2 separate regions of the Homo sapiens genome follow, and region 2 is linked to region 1. A link is an interaction called in ENCODE POLR2A ChIA-PET data of the cell type or tissue named here. Cell type or tissue: GM12878. All regions are shown on one strand. Links, peaks and the distances in the headings refer to the core of each region. The heading gives the core; the rest is flanking DNA.

The links. ChIA-PET counts read pairs that join two places held together with the same protein. Peaks named below come from ENCODE experiments on the same cell type or tissue, not always from the same donor. Only the 100,000 strongest peaks of a DNase experiment are listed, where the experiment ranks them.
Region 2: POLR2A ChIA-PET joins it to region 1 with 10 read pairs; 10 of 35 experiments call an interaction of 5 or more read pairs at or near these places.

The regions. Positions count from the first base shown.
Region 1 is chr1:234,512,138-234,521,146 of GRCh38, reverse strand. No RefSeq gene overlaps it. Among named protein-coding and RNA genes, the nearest start is that of LINC01354, 15 kb to the left of the region's middle. In GM12878, for the core only: no CTCF peak of the experiment used is centred there; no DNase peak of the experiment used is centred there.
Region 2 is chr1:234,980,571-234,989,579 of GRCh38, reverse strand. LINC03108 (long intergenic non-protein coding RNA 3108) reads left to right here and starts at 8,804. Exons shown (of 2, transcript NR_186308.1): 1 at 8,804-8,924. RefSeq lists enhancers at 1,501-2,040, 2,041-2,580, 2,324-2,618, 2,581-3,120. In GM12878, for the core only: no CTCF peak of the experiment used is centred there; DNase peaks (open chromatin) are centred at 1,735, 4,999 and 8,439; H3K4me3 peaks cover 394 bases; H3K27ac peaks cover 6,165 bases.

The sequences.
Region 1 (9,009 bases), core at 621-8,620:
GAACAACAAGAGAAGCCGCAGACAGGGCGGACAGCTTGGTGGAAACAACACAAACTACCTAGCCCCTGACAAAGCTGCATAGCAACCTCAATCCCATGTGAGGGTTACAGCCAGCCCACCCTTGCCAGGGAGCCCACAAGTCTATTTTTAGTGGCTTACAACCCTAGCTCTGGGCATTTGGTTCTAACACGCAGTCTAACGATCAGAGGTAGCTGTGGCAAAAGAGAAAAAAGAAGCACAAAGTTAATAATGGTTAGCGTATTCACGGTACATTGCCATTTAGGCAGGGCTTTAATAATCTCTGCAGGGTAGCCAATGTAGTGTTTCTTACCATCACATTTTTATAGATGAAAAACAAATCCTCAGGCTCAGGGACTTGTCTCAGACTGAAGAGCAAATAACCGTTGGGAATTAGGCCTCAACTCTCCTCCCTCGAAATCGTCCTCCCTCACCGCATGTCACACTGCCAAACATACACACGCTTATACACACAGGTGCTCACATATATGCATGTGTGCACACACACGTACAAGCACACTCATACACATGCATAGACACGTGCTTAAAAACGTGCGCGCACACACATACAGGCACACCCATACACGTACATAGACACATGCACACACGTGCATGCATGCACAAGTACACTCACACACCTACCTACAGAAAAGCACACACAGGGTGAGTGATAATGGGCATGAGGTATATGCGCTGGCAAGTGCTAGGTCTGTGCTGCTGTTACTGGTGGCAGGTACCCGAGTTATTGCAAGGTACCTGTGGCGGATCCCTACGGGTTTCCAGCAACTTCAGTACTTGCTTTCTCAGAAGAAAGAATTCGACTGAGGAACATGAAGTAGAAGGAGAGGCCGAGGCAAGTTTCAGAGCAGGAGGGAAAGTTTATTAAAAAGCTTTAGAAGAGTAAGGAAAGGAAAGAAAGGAAAGAAAAAAAGGGGCTGGGCGGGGTGGCTCACGCCTGTAATCCTGGCACTTTGGGAGGCTAGGCGGGCGGATCACCTGGGGTCAGGAGTTTGACACCAGCCTGGTCAACATGGAGAAACCCCGTCTCTACTAAAAATACAAAAATTAGCCAAGTGTGGCGGGGGGCGCCGGTGGTGCTTGGGAGGCTGAGGCAGGAGAATCGCTTGAACCTGGGAGGCGGAGGTTGCAGGGAGCCGAGATGACACCACTGCACTCCATCCTTGGCGACAGAGTGAGACTCTATCTCAAAAAAAACCAAAAAGCACAAATTGGAAGAAGACCAAGCGGGTGAGTTGAGAAACCAAGTGCTCAGCTTGCCTCTTGACTTTAGGTTTTATGCGAGGGCATACTTCCGGGATCTTACTGTGAAGCTGGTGATCAGTTTCAGGCGTTTGCTATCTATTAGGAGACAGCCTTTCCCTGGCACCAGCTGTGACTCATTATTACTTTAGAGAAATGGTTAACAGCCACCTGCCCATCACCTGATGGTCGCGCCACACTCCTGGTGTATGTCTGTGGGGCCCTCGCCTGCCTTGTCACACTTGACTAGCTACCTACTGTAACATTACGCTTGTTCTAGCTCCCCGGGATTCTTCACTGGGGTGGTCGCACAGCCTCCCTGGCCCTCACTGAGGATCCCATACACCAGTTCACTAACCAGAGCTTTTGCTTCCCTCAAGGGTCTGGGGCTGAGGGCCTGGACACAAGAAAAACTGGAACATCCTCCTTCATGTTTCCCAGTGTTTCTGTTGCCATCACGAAAACAGTGTGCTGATTTGGGAACCCAACCTTTCTCTCTCAGGCTTTGGAATCAGTCATTTGGCAAATAGCTTCATGTGGGAATTACGAATCTCTCATGTCACCTATGGAAATCCTAGTTTTTAGAAACCACAGTGGGGTCTTTGTCTTTTTCCATTCTCCTCACTCCCGCGGTGGCTGCAGGGATGTACAATCACGTATCACAACTGCGTGACACACGTCCATTCTGCGTGCGGTAGTATACATTTAGTTCAGCTGGGAGGGGGCTGGGAGGTGCCATTTCTGCTGCTAACCCAATTTCTCTACTATCGGGGGCAACTTTCCTCTCCTGCCTCTGACTCAACAAACCAATTTTAGATTTGGCCAGCTGACTCCCAGAGCGAGCTAGGGATCTGCCACAATGCTCATCTCTGCGTTTCCTCTGGTGCCAAGAGAAAGACTTTATTTGGGAATACTTGGGACATATTTTGAGGGAAAATTTTCCTGCAGTGAGTTCCATACAGGTTTTTGGGGTTTCTTTTATTCTTTGGAGTATAAAAATCATTACAATAAAACCATCAATCTTTTTATGCCTCTGATATGTATGTTCTTTTCATGGTTGATTTATCAAACATTTTCCCAGGAGACAAGAAAGTAGCTCATAATTTTTTAATAGCAAACTTCTATCCCACTGGCTGCCACACACGTGAATTCACTCCAGATGTATTTATTGAGCAACTTCTGTAGTTTAGGTATTGTTCAGGGAGCTGAGGATATGGCAGTGAATGGCACAGACACAGTTCTTGCCTTTAGGAAATTTATATTCCAGGAATAGCTAAAAATAAATTTCACAGATAGGTCATAGACCGAAACAGAATTAAGGTCAATCCATGAAGCATCACTTGAACTTGATGGCCTATTTTTATTCATACATTTTAAAGTGTTGTTTTCAAATCACTTATTGGTGACTTGAAGGTGGGGACTGCGGCTGAGAATTGAGTCCTTAGAAGAGGACTGAGAAGCTAACATAATTTAGATAGTTCATTTTTTCTTTCTTTTTTTTCGTTTTTCTTTTTTTTTTGAGACGGAGTCTCTGTCACCAGGCTGGAGTGCAGTGGCGCAATCTCGGCCCACTGCAACCTCCCACTTCCTGGTTCAAGCAATTCTCCTGCCTCAGCCTCTGGAGTAGCTGGGATTACAGGCACGCGCCACCATGCCCAGCTAATTTTTGTATTTTTGGTAGAGACAGGGTTTCACCATGTTGGCCAGGATAGTCTCGATCTCCTGACCTCATGATCTGCCTGCCTCGGCCTCCCAAAGTGCTGGGATTACAGTCGTGAGCCACTGCACCCAGCCCAGATAGTTCATTTTTTTCTTTAGGGATGTAGAGAACAACTATTTATAAACTACTTATTTTTGTAAATCTGGCCTCTAGTTGATTTCAATTGGTGGCTCATTCATTGACTCATTCATTTATCTATTGAATGCTGTGGTGGGCCAGGCAATATGCTCTGTGTAAAAACACGAAGTATAAAAGTCCCTGCCCTCAAGGAACTCATAATCTTGTAAGGAAAGTAGACATGGAGACAGTTGGATTGCTGTGGTGCAGCACGTGTTAAATGACATATGTGAGGTGGGGGTAACCAGCTCCACCGGCATGGGCTAGGGGAGGACAGAATTTTCCAGGAGATGACTTGTGAACTGTGTCTTTAAAGACACCTACACATCTAATAAGAGTCAGTGCCTTGTCTCCATTCGTTTCTCTTCAACCTTTGTCCGATGGCTGCTGTAAGGGATTTGGCCACATTATCTGGCCACCAACAAACAACGAAACCAGCCCTTCTATTGAGTAAGCTACTTAGTATTCTATTTTGTGCAATCAGAGATTAAATTCCAAATTCACTGACACTGAAGATGAAACGGCTAATTATGCACAGTAATTGCATTTAAAATCCATGCCTTTGACTGACTGATGAAATCTTTTTTAAAGGCTTCTGAAACTCAGTGCACTCAGCAACTGTCTGTGGTTAAGGGGTAGTATATTTTCAGTTTTGTCGTGTGTAGGCACAGCTTCCTAAGCACGTCTTTTCCTTGAATTCAGTCTGTGCATTTAAAGGAATACTTTTGTTACCCTTGATCTCTGCTACACAGTCATTCATCTGACGTAAATCAGAAAAAGAGAAGTGTATAGGTGCATATAGGTGCATATAAGTGCATATAAGTGTATATGTACCTTTAAGGAAAGAAAGTGAGACAGACAAGGAGAAAAGTATTAGGCTGGCTGTAGTAAACAGTCCTCAATGTATACGTGTATTAAAACATCACATTGCTGCCAGGCGCGGTGGCTCACACCTGTAATCCCAGCACTTTGGGAGGCCGAGGTGGGTGGATCACATCAGGAGTTCGAGACCAGCCTGACCAAACATGGTGAGACCCCGCCTCTACTAAAAATACAAAAATTAGCTGGGCATGGTGGTGTGCGCCTGTAATCCCAGCTACTCAGGAGGCTGAGGCAGGAGAATCGCTTGAACCCAGGAGGTAGAGGCTGCAGTGGGCTGAGATTGCGCCACTGCACTCCAGCCTGGGCGACAGAGCAAGACTCGGTCTCAAAAACAGAAACAAAAACATCACATTGTATACTTTACATATATACATTTTTAATAAAAATAAACAATTTTTTAAAGATAAAAAGAAAGCTGGGCGCAGTGGCTCATGCCTGTAATCCCAGCACTTTGGGAGGTCAAGGCCAGCAGATCACTTAAGGTCAGGAGTTTGAGACCAGCCTGGCCAACATGTTGAAACCTCAGTTCTACTAAAAATACAAAAATTAGTTCGTCGTGGTGGTGGGCACTTGTAATCCCAGCTACTCGGGAAGCTGAGGCAGGAGAGTTGCTGGAACCCAGGAGGTAGAGGTTGCAGTGAGAAGAGATTGCACCACTGAACTCTAGCCTAGGAGACAGAGCAAGACAGCAGCTCAAAAAAAAAAAAAAAAAAAAGAAAAAAGAAAAAAAAAGAAAAGAAAAAGAAATAGTAAGATAACATAAGTGTAAGTATAGATTATAGTAACATAACATGAATTGATAATAATTGTATAATTGTGTGATAACATTACAGTAAATTTTATTTTTAAAGTTTTCTATATAATATTTTTAAATGTATAATTTAAACTTTTAGAATTTATAGTGTTTTAAATATATACTTGAGACTCTGCAGTGTTCTTACTCATCACTTGAGTCATTAGTTATGGAAATGTATTCAGTCATTTATTGGAATTTTTTCGTTGAATCCATTATTCATTATAAACACCTGGGGAAATGGAAGGTATGTCGTCCTTACCTATTGTTTTTGCCTAAGCCCATGCTTCTGCTGTGGAATGCAGCTGAGAACATGGCTGTGTTTTTGGAGGGCATTCAGTTTAGTTTTCTCCCAACTTTATTGCTAGTTGAGGCTTCTGGAACTGTTTCAATTGGATGCAAAATGAAGGAAGTTATGTCAGATGAATCATTTCACTGTGTGTTGCTTTACAGAATCACTTCCCCTGGATAATTAATAAAAGATTGACAGGAAGAATGTCCCCGGAATAATTAGCAGGCAGTTTCTGAATGGGAACTTTTATTTTTCTCATGGTTCAGTCAAACTGAGCACCTAGTTTTTGCCATTTGAGGATTTTTGACAGAGACAGAGGCAGCCTTAGAACCACTGCAAAGCTGGTTTTTGTTAGAACACAGCACATATATTTATGGAGCAACAATTCCCAGTCCTCCTTACCATAAAAACACCATGGAAAATCTTCAGGGTGACCTCCTGCAAGAGGCCCTGCCCAACTGCTAAAGCTGCCTCTCCAGGATCCCTTGTTCCTCACACTGGTTTTGCATTTTGTAGCTCTGACTCGCATCTTTGTAATGAGGTGAAGTTTCTAGCTTCTAGGTAAATAAGTCAGGCACTGCAAAGTCAAGTGGCATAAGGTATTTTTGTTTTGTTTTTACATAAAATGGCGTGAAAATGTTTTCAGAGACAATGCCGGGAGTCCTCAATCCTGCTTGGTGAAAAAACTCTTAGAGCTCACACTACATCCAATAGCTTTGAACCCTACAAACTAATCTGGGGACAACAAACTCGGTTGCTCGTTGGGCGAAAATGCTGATCTGATTAGCAACCCTTCTTTTTTCTTACTGTGGTTTTAATAATTTTGCTTTTAAACTACTTTTGTTCCTTTCTGCAATTATCTTTTCATATGTGTTTTATTTCAGCAGGATAATGTTTTCTGACTCAACTGTCAGACTGGTATACATTGCAAGTTGATTTTAGAATCCTGATAATCTTGGCCGGGTTCCGGTGGCTCACGCCTGTAATCCCAGCACTTTGGGCGGCCAAGGCAGGTGGATCACCTGAGGTCAGGAGTTCGAGACCAGTCTTGCCAACATGGTGAAACCCCGTCTCTACTAAAAATGCAAAAATTGGCTGGGTGTGGTGGCGTACTCCTGTAGTCCCAGCTGCTCTGGAGGCTGAGGCAGGGGAATCACTTGAACCCAGGAGGCGGAGGTTGCAGTGAGCCGAGATGGTGCCACTGCACTCAAGCCTGGGCAACAGAGCAAGACTCTGTCTCAAACAACAACAACAACAACAACAACAAAGAATCCTGTTAATCTTGTTAATATTAAAAATAAAACTCTGGCACTAATCAGGTTTGTGACCTCCTGCAAGTCAGCCGAATGCTTTGAACCTCAGTTTTCCCAACTGTAAAATGAGGGGTTTGCACTAGAATATTTCTAGTTCCCTTCGGTGCCTACACTCTGTGATTCTGAAGCATCCCTTGGTTGGGTTTGAACAGAACTGTTCACAGATTTCTTGTTGAGGTCACTGAGGGCTCCCTGTCTATACTGTCCCCTCCAGTGCTACCCTCCCTCTCTCCTGTCTCCATCTCTCCTCCACCTCTACCTAGGAGCTCACCTCCCAGCCTTTCATGGGTCTGCTCCCCGTAGCCCAAGAGCTAAGACCCACAGGCCACATGGAGGAGGCCCACCTTCTCAGTGGGGAGCTCTGGGTTGCCACTGGGCCATCCTCAGCTTGACCCTGATCTGTACCCCCTGACCCACCCCCCAGCACCTAGGGAACCTCATTCCAGCAAGATGAGACTCTGCATCTTCTGAGATGAAAACAAATTCAGTGATCTTCCAACTTCCACCTAGGAACCCTGAGACCAGAAGACATAAATACACCTCTCTGGCCAGAGGTGAGAGATTTCTTTGAAAACTGATGTTAGATTTTAAAAGTTCATGGAAAGTTTGCATTTCATTCCATACTAGTCCAATTTGTTTTCATATAAAAATGTTGTTTTTTTAAAAAAGTGGAGAAGCTAAACAACAAGTAACTCTAAAGCTCCAGGAAATGTGCTAAGTTTGCCCCTGGCTGGGAGTACTTTTAGATCCCCATCGCCCCTCCTCTGCCCCCGTCCCTTTCAGGATCTGCCTCTTTGAACATGTATTCCAGTTTGAGAAACATGGAATGAGAGCAAGGAACCATTTGTGCAGCTGAAAGAAGGACTAGTTGCATTTCTTTTTTTTTTTTTTTTTTTTTTTGATACGGAGTCTCACTCTGTCACACAGGCTGGAGTGCAGTGGCGCGATCTCGGCTCACTGCAAGCTCCGCCTCCCCATTCACGCCATTCTCCTGCCTCAGCCTCCCGAGTAGCTGGGACTACAGGCGCCTGCCACCACGCCCAGCTAATTTTTTTTTTTTTTCGTATTTTTAGTAGAGACGGGGTTTCACCGTGTTAGCCAGGATGGTCTCAATCTCCTGACCTCGTGATCCACCCGCCTCGGCCTCCCAAAATGCTGGGATTACAGGCGTGAGCCACCGCGCCCGGCCCCTAGTTGCATTTCTTGAGGCTCATAGAGTCCTCCTTTTTTTTTTTTTTGGAGATGGAGTCTTGCTCTGTCACCCAGGCTGGAGTGCAGTGGCACGACCTCGGCTCATTGCAATCTCTGCTTCCCAGGTTCAAGTGATTCTCCTGCCTCAGCCTCCCGAGTAGCTGGGATAACAGGCACACGCCACCACGCCCAGCTAAGTTTTTTTTGGATTTTTAGTAGAGACGGAGCTTTACCATGTTGGCCAGGCTGGTCTCAAACTCCTGACCTCAGGTGATCCGCCTGCCTCAGCCTCCCAAAATGCTGAGATAACAGGTGTGGGCCACTGCACCCAGCCTCCTCTTCTTATATAGGTGCATTTTATGTGCATTTAATGATACATGTACATTTTAGTGATTTTTTTTTTGTCTTTAACCACTTGGTAGGGAGGGGAGCACCCCGGGGGGTGCTTTGGGGCACGTGGAGTTTCTCATTTTCTTCCAGGCAATGCTAGGTGTTGGGGTGGCCGGCTTTGCGGGGGCTCTGGGCTGCTCCAGATGAGTCAGATCCATCCCTGCCCAGGGTTTCTTCTCACCTGGGACACGGGGGTATTCTGTTCATCTCTCCCAGTGCTTATTAACTTTTTCGACCTTGTTGGAAACTTTGCTATTTTCACAGTCTGTGGAACTGAAACTTAATGTTTCACAATTTACATGGCTAATTTTATGTATTTATGATTATTCTATCACATGTCTACCAGGGTTTTGTTTGGTTTTTGGCCCTGGGAAGGAAGGGGAAGCACCACCCTCCGGACAGTCAGCCCAGGCCTCCCGTTGGGTGGAGTCTGAGGGAGGGACTGTCCATTTGAATATTCAGGAGACAGCAAATACCTGCAGGGCAGGGGGCCGCTGGGGAGTCAGATGAAGATACATCTGAGAATATAGTAATTTGAAATTGGCCTTTCACAAGGCACCATCTCAGCTTCAGTGAGAATGGCTATTATCAAAAAGAGAAAACTAACAAACGCTGGCAAAGATAAGGAGAAAGGGGAACCCTCGTATGCTATTGGTGGGAATGTAAATTAGTACAGCCACAATAGAAAACAGTTTGGAGGTTCCTCAAAAACCTAAAAATAGAACTACCATATGATCCAGCAATCGTGTTGCTGGGAATATATTTAAAAGAAAGGAAATCAATATATCGAAGAGATATCTGCATTTCCATATTTATTGAAGTACTATGCACAATAACCAAAATATAGAATCAACTTAAGTGTCCCTCAAAGGATGAATAAAGGAAATGTAGTATACATACACCATGGAATATTATTTAGACATAAAAAGGAATGAAATCCTGTTATTTGCAGTAACGTGGATGCAACTGGAGGACATTAAGAAAAATAAACCAGGCTCAGAAAGACAAATAATACATGCTCTCGCTCACATAT
Region 2 (9,009 bases), core at 605-8,604, 470 kb before region 1:
CTGGGCCTCCCAAAACGCTGGTGTTACAGGCCTGAGCCACTGTGCCCTGCCATGAACACTGTTTGAATGAACAAATGTGATGTCCTTCTGGATTGCTTTTGTCCACATGGCACTGATTTTAGAGCTCATTTTGGAAAATCGGTCCTGGAATGCCACTCCAATCTCTCCACCCACACACGTTGGTTTTGACCCAGGTTTATTCAATGCTTTGGGGGGCTATAAATCTGGAGACAGCTCCACCAGGAACTTTTAACTGAGGGCAGCCCCTGTGAACTGCCTAACCTTGAGCAAGTTACTTAACCTCCATGACCTCTGGTTTTTCCATTAGTCAAACAGGGCAAAGAACTGCCCTTTCTCTCCCTTACAATGGAGGATGTGGTAGCTTAGGCTAAGTTCTGAAGCAGAAAAGTGGGCGGGTGCATTTGTGACTCTGCATTGACTCTAAATTAAAGGCACAATCAATGGTTCTCAGAAAAGAGCTGTATATACACGGCTCTGCATGTACAGAGAAGGAGAAGGCTTAGTCACTCAAGATTCTTTATTCGCGACTCGGAAACTTTAAAACATTTAATTAAATGTTTAAAAAGCTGTGGTAAAATATAGACAACATAAAATATACCATCTTAACCATTTCTAAGTATACAGTTCGGTAGTGTTATGCACATTCATGTTGTTGTACAACCATTACTACCCCCGTCTCTAGAACTTTTTCATTTTGCAAAACAGAAATAACTCTAGGAACCTCAAATACTTGTGATCATGCAGTATTTGTCCTTTTGTGACCAGCTTATTTCACTTAGTATCATGCCTTCAGGGTTCATCCATGTTATAGCAAGTGCCAGAATGTCCTTCCTTTTTAATGCTGTATAATATTCCACGGTGTGGATTTACCACGTTTGGTTTATCCATGCATCTGCTGATCTTTTGGCTATTACTGAGTCACACTGCTATGAAACTCTGAATTTGATATTATGGCTCCATTTAAAGGCCTTTCTGGGCCAGTGGTTTGATTCATTGCAGGGCACAAGAAACCTGGAAGAATCTTGGCTGTAGCTCCTAACACTCTATGCTTTTAACTATTCTTTAACACAGGCAAACACTGAGGTCTTTGTTGCTAGAATTAAACATGAGATAATTTAAGGTGTTATAATTTGGGAGTTAAGACTATTTTTTTTTTTCCTGGAAGATCATCTGTTTCATCTCCACTTGACTTTTTTAAAATGCTGGAACTGTCTTTTGATTGAATACAAAGCCTTTTTTTCCCCCTTGACGTTTATACGACTAAAGGTGGAAAAATAAGACCTTTGCTTATTAACAAAATGAATCAATCTCTTTCCCCCATGGGAACTTGAAAACAATTTAGAGACTAGAGTAAACTTCAGGTTTTCCTCTGCTATGAATTGTGTTGACCTTTCCTCCAGGTAAGATGTAAGACAGGCCTAGCTGGGCCTGACAGAAAATGAGGTCACCCCAGGTACCACCCGATTGAGCCCTGGCTGGAAGCGCCTTGCTCTGTAAGCCTCTTTAGGCGCCTCCAGAGAGAGGAAAGTTGAGGCTGGAGGGGTAAAGTGTGCTAGCGAAGGTCAGCCGGGGAGACAGAGACCAAGGGAAAATAGTGCTTAACTTTGGGCCCTTAATGAGGTTGCAGTGGACCATGCTCCAGGCAGTAAATCCTCAAAGGCAGTGGGGCTTACTGTGTGGGGTTCTTTTTTCCCTTTCACTTCGTAGGTGCCAGATGTATTTGGGGAAATTCCCCATAAGATGGGTACAAGGTTAACCCCTCCTTTGTCTGACCGGTTTGCATGTTCCACCTGCAGAGGCGGTGAGGACCCTGGAGTTTCCAGCCCTCTCGCCTGTGCAGTCTGATCTCTGGGCCTGCCTGTGGGACTGGCTCCTGACTGGGAGTGTGAAACGCAGAATAAACAAAAGCAAAGAGACTGTGTGTTGGAAACGGGACTGCAGGGCTGAGAAGATACTCGGAAAAGTGGCCTCAGGCCAGCTCCTACTCTTTCCAAATATGCCAGGAATGCCGGGCCCAGAGGCAGGGGACAAAACAGGAGAAAAGAAGGAAAAAGAACAGGCGTCACCAGGCCATAGTCTAGCCAGTCTAGTTGTCAAAACAAAGCAGAAGAGAACCTCTAGCTCCAAATAAAAGTGGATCAAGAAGTTTCAGAACTCAGCAATGATTGTTACTAAAGTTTGCATGTAGAGATCCTGCACCCCGGCATCCACCCCTGCCTAGGGCTTTGCTGGGGGCATCACGACACAGGGTAGGGAGCCCAGCAGAGCCCAAAACAAATGCCTAAGTCTTCTCAGCATCCCATTTGTAGGTAAGGAAGCAACTCAGAGGACCCCTCGGAGAAAGGATTTGTTTAGTACACGCGGCACAGAGCTAGCTGCTTGGGGCTGGGGATTTGATCTATGCGTGGTTTCCCAGTTTGAGATGGAGGATCATGACAAGGGACAAAAGGTCAAAGGGTACACCAATGGGGTAGAAAAGCAAAACAAAAACAGGAAGTGGCCGGCTCAGGGATTTTCCATGAGAAAGCTGGGAAACAGGTCCCGGTAGAAAAGAGTGTCAAAAACCAGAATGACAAAAAATTTAGCTTAAAGACCTTGATTGTCTTGATTTGTGATTCTGGCATCGAACAACACTTCATTCCACACAATGGAATAAGTGTTCCCTGAGCTGAGCTGAAGAGGTTGGCTTTGTAGACAGAGAAGGACTGAAGAAAACAGAAACAGGGAACAAAGATTGTATTAGTTACTTTTCAATGTTACTTGTTCTTGTAAGGAGGGCACAGGGAGATAGAACAATAGAAAAATAACTCGTTAGTTAACCTTGGGTGACTTCATGCTACCTTTTTTTGTGGTAGGATTAAAGCAGAAAGAACTTCATTATCATTCTGATTGAAGATTTAAACGGGCCTTTTGGGAGATTGGCTGTTCTCTCTCTCCATTCTCAGAAGGTCAGATAACAACCTTGTTTTGGTTTGGTGGTATGGAACTTTAGCGTGGGTGACTCCAGTTTGATTTTTTTTTTTTTTTTTGAGACGGAGTCTCGCTCTGTCACCCAGGCTGTTGTGTAATGGCACGATCTTGGCTCACTGCAAGCTCCGCCTCCCGGGTTCACGCCATTCTCCTGCCTCAGCCTCCCGAGTAGCTGGGACTACAGGCGCCCGCCACCACGCCCGGCTAATTTTTTTGTATTTTTAGTAGAGACGGGATTTCACCGTGTTAGCCAGGATGGTCTCGATCTCCTGACCTCGTGATCCACCCGCCTCGGCCTCCCAAAGTGCTGGGATTACAGGCTTGAGCCTGTAAAAACCGCGCCCGGCCGATTTTTTTTTTTTTTTTTTTTTTTGAGACAGGGTTTCACTCTGGTGCCCAGGCTGGGTTGCAGTGGTATGATCTCTGCTCACTGCAACCTTGACCTCCCAGGCTCAGGTGATCCTCCTGCCTTGGCCTCCCGAGTAGCTGAGACTACAGGTGCACACCACCACACCTTGCTAATTTTTGTTATTTTTTCTAGACATGGGGTTTTACCATGTTGGCCAGGCTGGTCTCAAACTCCTGGGCTCAAGGATTCGCCTGCCTCAGACTCCCAAAGTGCTGAGATTACAGGTGTGAGCCACTGTGCCTGGCCCATGTTGATTTTTAGTCTGGTCTGTTGGGGCCTAGTGTGGGAGCTTGGTTCAAAACAATGGCCTCCTATAATTTTTATATAACAAGAGAAAAAGGAAAAAAATAGCTCATTGAATCCTCTGGAAGCCGCTTGAGATGTGAAATGGGGGCCTCCCGCAGGAGCCAGCTTGTCCAGGGACTGGGACACCCAGGTGGGAGACAGAGTGGAGGACTCAATACCGGCTCCTTGCTGGCCTGACGCCAGCCTGGTCTCTCCCTCCTCCACTGTCCTCTTGGAAGGAGGGCTTTGTTACCTCTTGTGTCCCTTAGAGAAGTGTGTTTGTGTATGTCCTAATGCCAAAGCATGGAATGGGGTCTAAAACAGCCCAGAGAAGGCATTTGCACCCCAAAGCTATTATCCACAGATGGGATTTCTGCTGCATAGGGTCAGAGAGTATTCACAACTATCATTGCACAAATGGAAAAACTTTTTTTTCACCTGCCTCTCACTTTTAGAACCAACTGACCCAGTCCTTTTGGTACCAGAATTTGGAAGGGGCAAGGCCCAAGGGTTGTAGGTGGGTGAGGGTCTGTGGAGCAGGAGAGTGACATGTCTCCCAGGGGACACCAGGACAAATGGGATCTGACAAATGCAGAGGACCAATGTCCTGGATCCCAGGCCCGGTGCTTTGTACACATTGCAAGGCCTGACCCGGTAACAGAGGAGGTGCTGAGTACTTCTCAACTTGCATTAAAGTGCTCCCTGGGCTGGGCGTGGTGGCTCACACCTGTAATCCCAGGCAGGCGGATCACCTTAGGTCAGCAGTTCAGGACCAGCCTGGCCAACATGGTGAAACCCTGTCTCTACTAAAAATGAAAAATTAGATGGGTGTGGTGGCACGTGCCTGTAGTCCTGGCTACTCGGGAGGTTGAGGCAGAAGAATCGCTTGAACCCAGGAGGTGGAGGTTGCAGTGAGCCAAGATCGTGCCACTGTACTCCCCGTCTCTACTAAAAATAAAATATTAGCCGGGTGTGGTGGCACGCGCCTGCAGTCCCCACTACTCGGGAGGTTGAGGTGGGAGAATCGCTTGAACCCGAGAGACGGAGGCTGCAGTGAGCCGAGATCGCGCCACTGCACTCCAGCCTGGGCGACAGAGTGAGACTCAGTCTCAAAAAAAAAAAAAAAAAAGTGCTCCTTGGCCACAACAGGAGAAAAAAATCTCCAGTTCCCTCCTAGCCTCGCTCCACCTTGAGATCTTATTTTAGTCTCCAGTTAATCAAGGACGTCTGGGCTTCATGCGAAAAGGGAAGAATGTGCCAGTGTGTTTCGAACACCATATATGCAAATGAGTCAGCAAAGTATGTTGCTGGCAGCCACCAGAGGTCAAATGTCAGCCTCCACACTCAACAATTATTTTGCTGAAAATACACTGCAAGCAGGGCAGCAGGAAATGAGTTGCAGCAACCTCGATTCTTGTGTGAAAGTTTCCAATTAGGAATTCAAAGAAGTTGTTGTTTAATGAAAAAGTGAAACGAATGCCTTTTATGTGCCTCTCCACTTCCTTGGTGGTCCCTGGCTAAGTGCTGGATCCATTGCCAGGAATATGGATGTCATTCAGTTCACCCGAGAGCAGGGGCAAGCAGCATCTAATGTAATAGAAAGGAAGTTGATCGGATCCTTAGGTTTTGGGGTTGGCAAACCTGGGCGAAATCTGGCCCACAGCTTGTTTTTGTAAATAAAGCTTTATTGGAACACAACCATGCCCGTTTGTTCACATTTGATCAATGGCTGCTTTCACAGTACAAGGGCAGAGTTGAGTAGCTGGGAGAGAGACCATGCGGCCTGCAAAGCCCAAAATATTTACTCGATGGAGCTTGATAGAAAACATCTGCTAACCCATGCTTTAGTTCATCCATTTTTAGTTTTCCTTGTGTGATGGGACCCCTTTGAAATATAGTGAAAGCTCTCTCTCTATCCCCTTTCAGAAAAATACATGACTTTCTGGTTAAGAATGCTCACATGTAACTCTAACTAGACTCTTCTACAGGGCCAGAGGCCATCATAGTATATTCTGGACCCCTCACAGGAACCGTTTATGATGGTATGAAGGACATCTTCCACACTAACACCCACCCCTGCCCACTGTACTGGTGCTAGATGCATTATAGCAAAAGCAACCTTGGATTACAGATGAAGAGACACAAGCTCTCTTGTGTCTGCCACCCTTATGCTGTGTGACCTTGAGTAAGTCACTTCACTTCTCTGAGCCTTGGTTCCCTCAAACGTCAAACGAGGAGTCCAAAATACATGACTGCCTACGGATCTTTCTGGCTTTAGGTTTTTGTGATCTCCAAGGGTCTGGAATTTATTTCTGGAGCTGAGGAGAGAGAGAGGTTGTGAGTTATATATTTTCAAAACGTCTGAATTTGCTTGGCCACCCAGAGAGGTCTGTGGTAGTTAATTTAGTTAATTCCAAGCTGGGATTTGATTACCACACTGGATACTTGGCACCTGTTGGAGAAAACTCTGCCATGTCCCTGTCTCTACCCCTCCACCCCTGGTCAGCCATCCTGATCCATCAGGTTGCCACACAGGGGCTGCGTAAGAGAGTGTGAACATAATTCAGTTCAGCCTATCAGAGCTCTGGAAAAACAGCTTAGGACCCACGACCTTCTGGTGGAATGTCCGCAGAAACATCTTCCATCAGAAAGAGAACATGTAAAACTTATCTTGCACAGATATGATCTGTTAGGCAAACAGCTTTTAGATTTGTGTTGCATTTGGTTTTAAAATGAAAAGAAATGTGTGTATATTTTCTCTCTTTTTAAATTTTTTTTTTTTTTTTGAGACAGAGTCTTGCTCTGTTGCCCAGGCTGGAGTGCAGTGGCATGATCTCGGCCCACTGCAACCTCCGCCTCCCTAGTTCAAGCGATTTTCCTGCCTCAGCCTCCCGAGTAGCTGGGATTACAGGTGCATGCCACTGCGCTGGGCTAATTTTTGTATTTTTAGTAAAGACGGGTTTTTACCATATTGGTCAGGCTGGTTTCGAACTCCTGACCTCAGGTGATCCACCCACCTCGGCCTCCCAAAGTGCTGAGATTACAGGCGTGAGCCACCACGCCAGGCCAATGTGTGTATATTTTCTGACTGTAAGTATGCTTCATATGTATTGTAGGCAATTTTAAGACATACAGAAAATGTGAGGAAAGTAAAAATCATCCCCAAATCCCACTCTGCAGAGGTGACCACTGTCAACGATTTGATAAGCCTCCAGGTGTCTCTTTTATGAATACGCCCTCACAACAACATTTTTACATAAATGGGCTGCAAATGTTGTATCAGCTCCTACTTTTTATCTATCAGAATGATCCATGTGAATATCTTCCTATGGCTTTGGATGTAGATTTCCAACATTATGTTTAATGGTTGCATAGCATATGATTAAACATACTATAAGTCACTGACTCAATCACTTCTAGGTTGTTTCAGCTTTATTTATTTTTTAGATTTATTTGCCACACTGTGATGACTATCTGTGCAATTTTTTTCTGGTGGCTCAACTGAGAATAAATTCCTAGTTTTAAAATTAAGAAGACAAAGAGTACTCATGAATAATTTTAATGTACAGGGTCAAATTTCTCCCAGAAAATGTATAACACTAAACATCTACCAATAATAAGGAGAGTTCCCATTTCCACACTCTCTGGCCAACACTAGCCATTGACAATATTTAAAGTTTTGGCCAATCTGATAGGTTAAAACTGATGTTTTATTGTTGTATTGATTTGCCTTTCCTAGATCATTTTACTTTTGAATGGTACTGTTTATGGTTAAATAGAGGCAAAAATAATGACTTCATATGAGGATATCATTACTACATGAGGAACTAAGGCTGGCATGAAGGCAGACATATGTTATTCAGAGAGCCATGGTGCCAGGTGCCTAGCACAGAACAGTTTGATAACCATTTGAGGGTAATAATATTTTGTTGATTGATTGATTTATGGACTCACCGGTGACTACTTTCAGGAACTGGTTGAATGGCATCTAGAAGCCTGCATGGCTCTGGTCATAAAGGATGACAGGATGACATTTGCCTATAACTGCAAGGCCACTTGCAGGCAGAATGCACGTCCCATGTCTTGTTGATGTCTGTGCAAGATCCACCTGATCTAATCTACCTGACCTCCCTGGCTCAAGGGATCTTCTTGCTTCGGCCCCACAAGTAAATGGGACTAAAGGCATGTACCACCAAGCCTGGGTAATTTTTGTATTTTTAGTAGAGACGGGGTTTCACCATGTTGCCCAGGCTGGTCTCGAACTCCTGGACTCAAGCGATCTGCCTGCCTCGGCCTCCGTAAGTGCTGGGATTACAGGCGTGAGCCATGGCGCCTGGCCTCCCTTGGTCTCGAATGGGTCTCCCCATTTCTTTCCTTTCTGGGATAGGAAGATGACAGCTTCACTTCAGCCAATGTCACCAAGAATTTCTCTCCCTTCCGAGATTGGAAGGTGACAGCTTCATTTCAGCCAATGCAACCAAGAGAGGCTTCGGGAAAGTCAGAAGATGGCTAACGCTGCCTGTGACCTAGTGCAAGGGGGAACTGGAAGCCCCCAGGGACGATGGTGGAGAAACTGAGAACATGGGGTGGCAACTCTGCCCTGCCAGCCTCCGTGGTGGACTCTTGCCACGACGAACAGCCAGGGTGGGAGAGGCCCACTGCAGGGAGCTACTCCTTCCAGGCCTGGTGCGCAGTGGTTTCCTGCCTTGCTAAATGGCCGTTGCTCGGTGGTGATGATTCATGGCATTTGGAAAGTGTGGCTGTGTTCTGAACAGGGAAGTGAAAAATAACACAGCCAAGGTCAGTGCAGGACAGGATAGGGGCTGTTACAAAATGTGCAGTTTTACTCTGAAAAATGCAGGGGGTGGGGAGCCACAGTAAACTCGGTCCTGGTGGTTCACACCGCGTGCGTGGCGCCCTGCTTGCTCTCCTTTACAGCATCAACTTTTCCGAGTGTCAGTCACTAATTTGTCCCTTGGAAGCGGCTGCTGGTCTTGGCTGAGCGGCTGTGGGTAGGAGGAAGTGGATGCGTGATTCAGTGAGTGTCTGCTTCCTCTCTGACTCAGGATTGGATCTGTTTCTGAGGGTGGTGCCAGGGGGCACAGTGTGGCTTTAGCTAGATTCTTTGAACTTGGAGTCAAACCTGAGGCTCTGACCCCTTGTAGCCGCTGGCCCTCCCTTGACCCCTTTGGATGAGTGAGGGGGCTCAGCTGGACCCTATGACCTTGCTTCACATTGGGTAAGCCTTCTGACCTGAGGCCTTCCTGTGGTTTCAGCTGAGAGAGGCTAGTGACATAGAGAGCCGAGGCAAATCCTGGATCTGT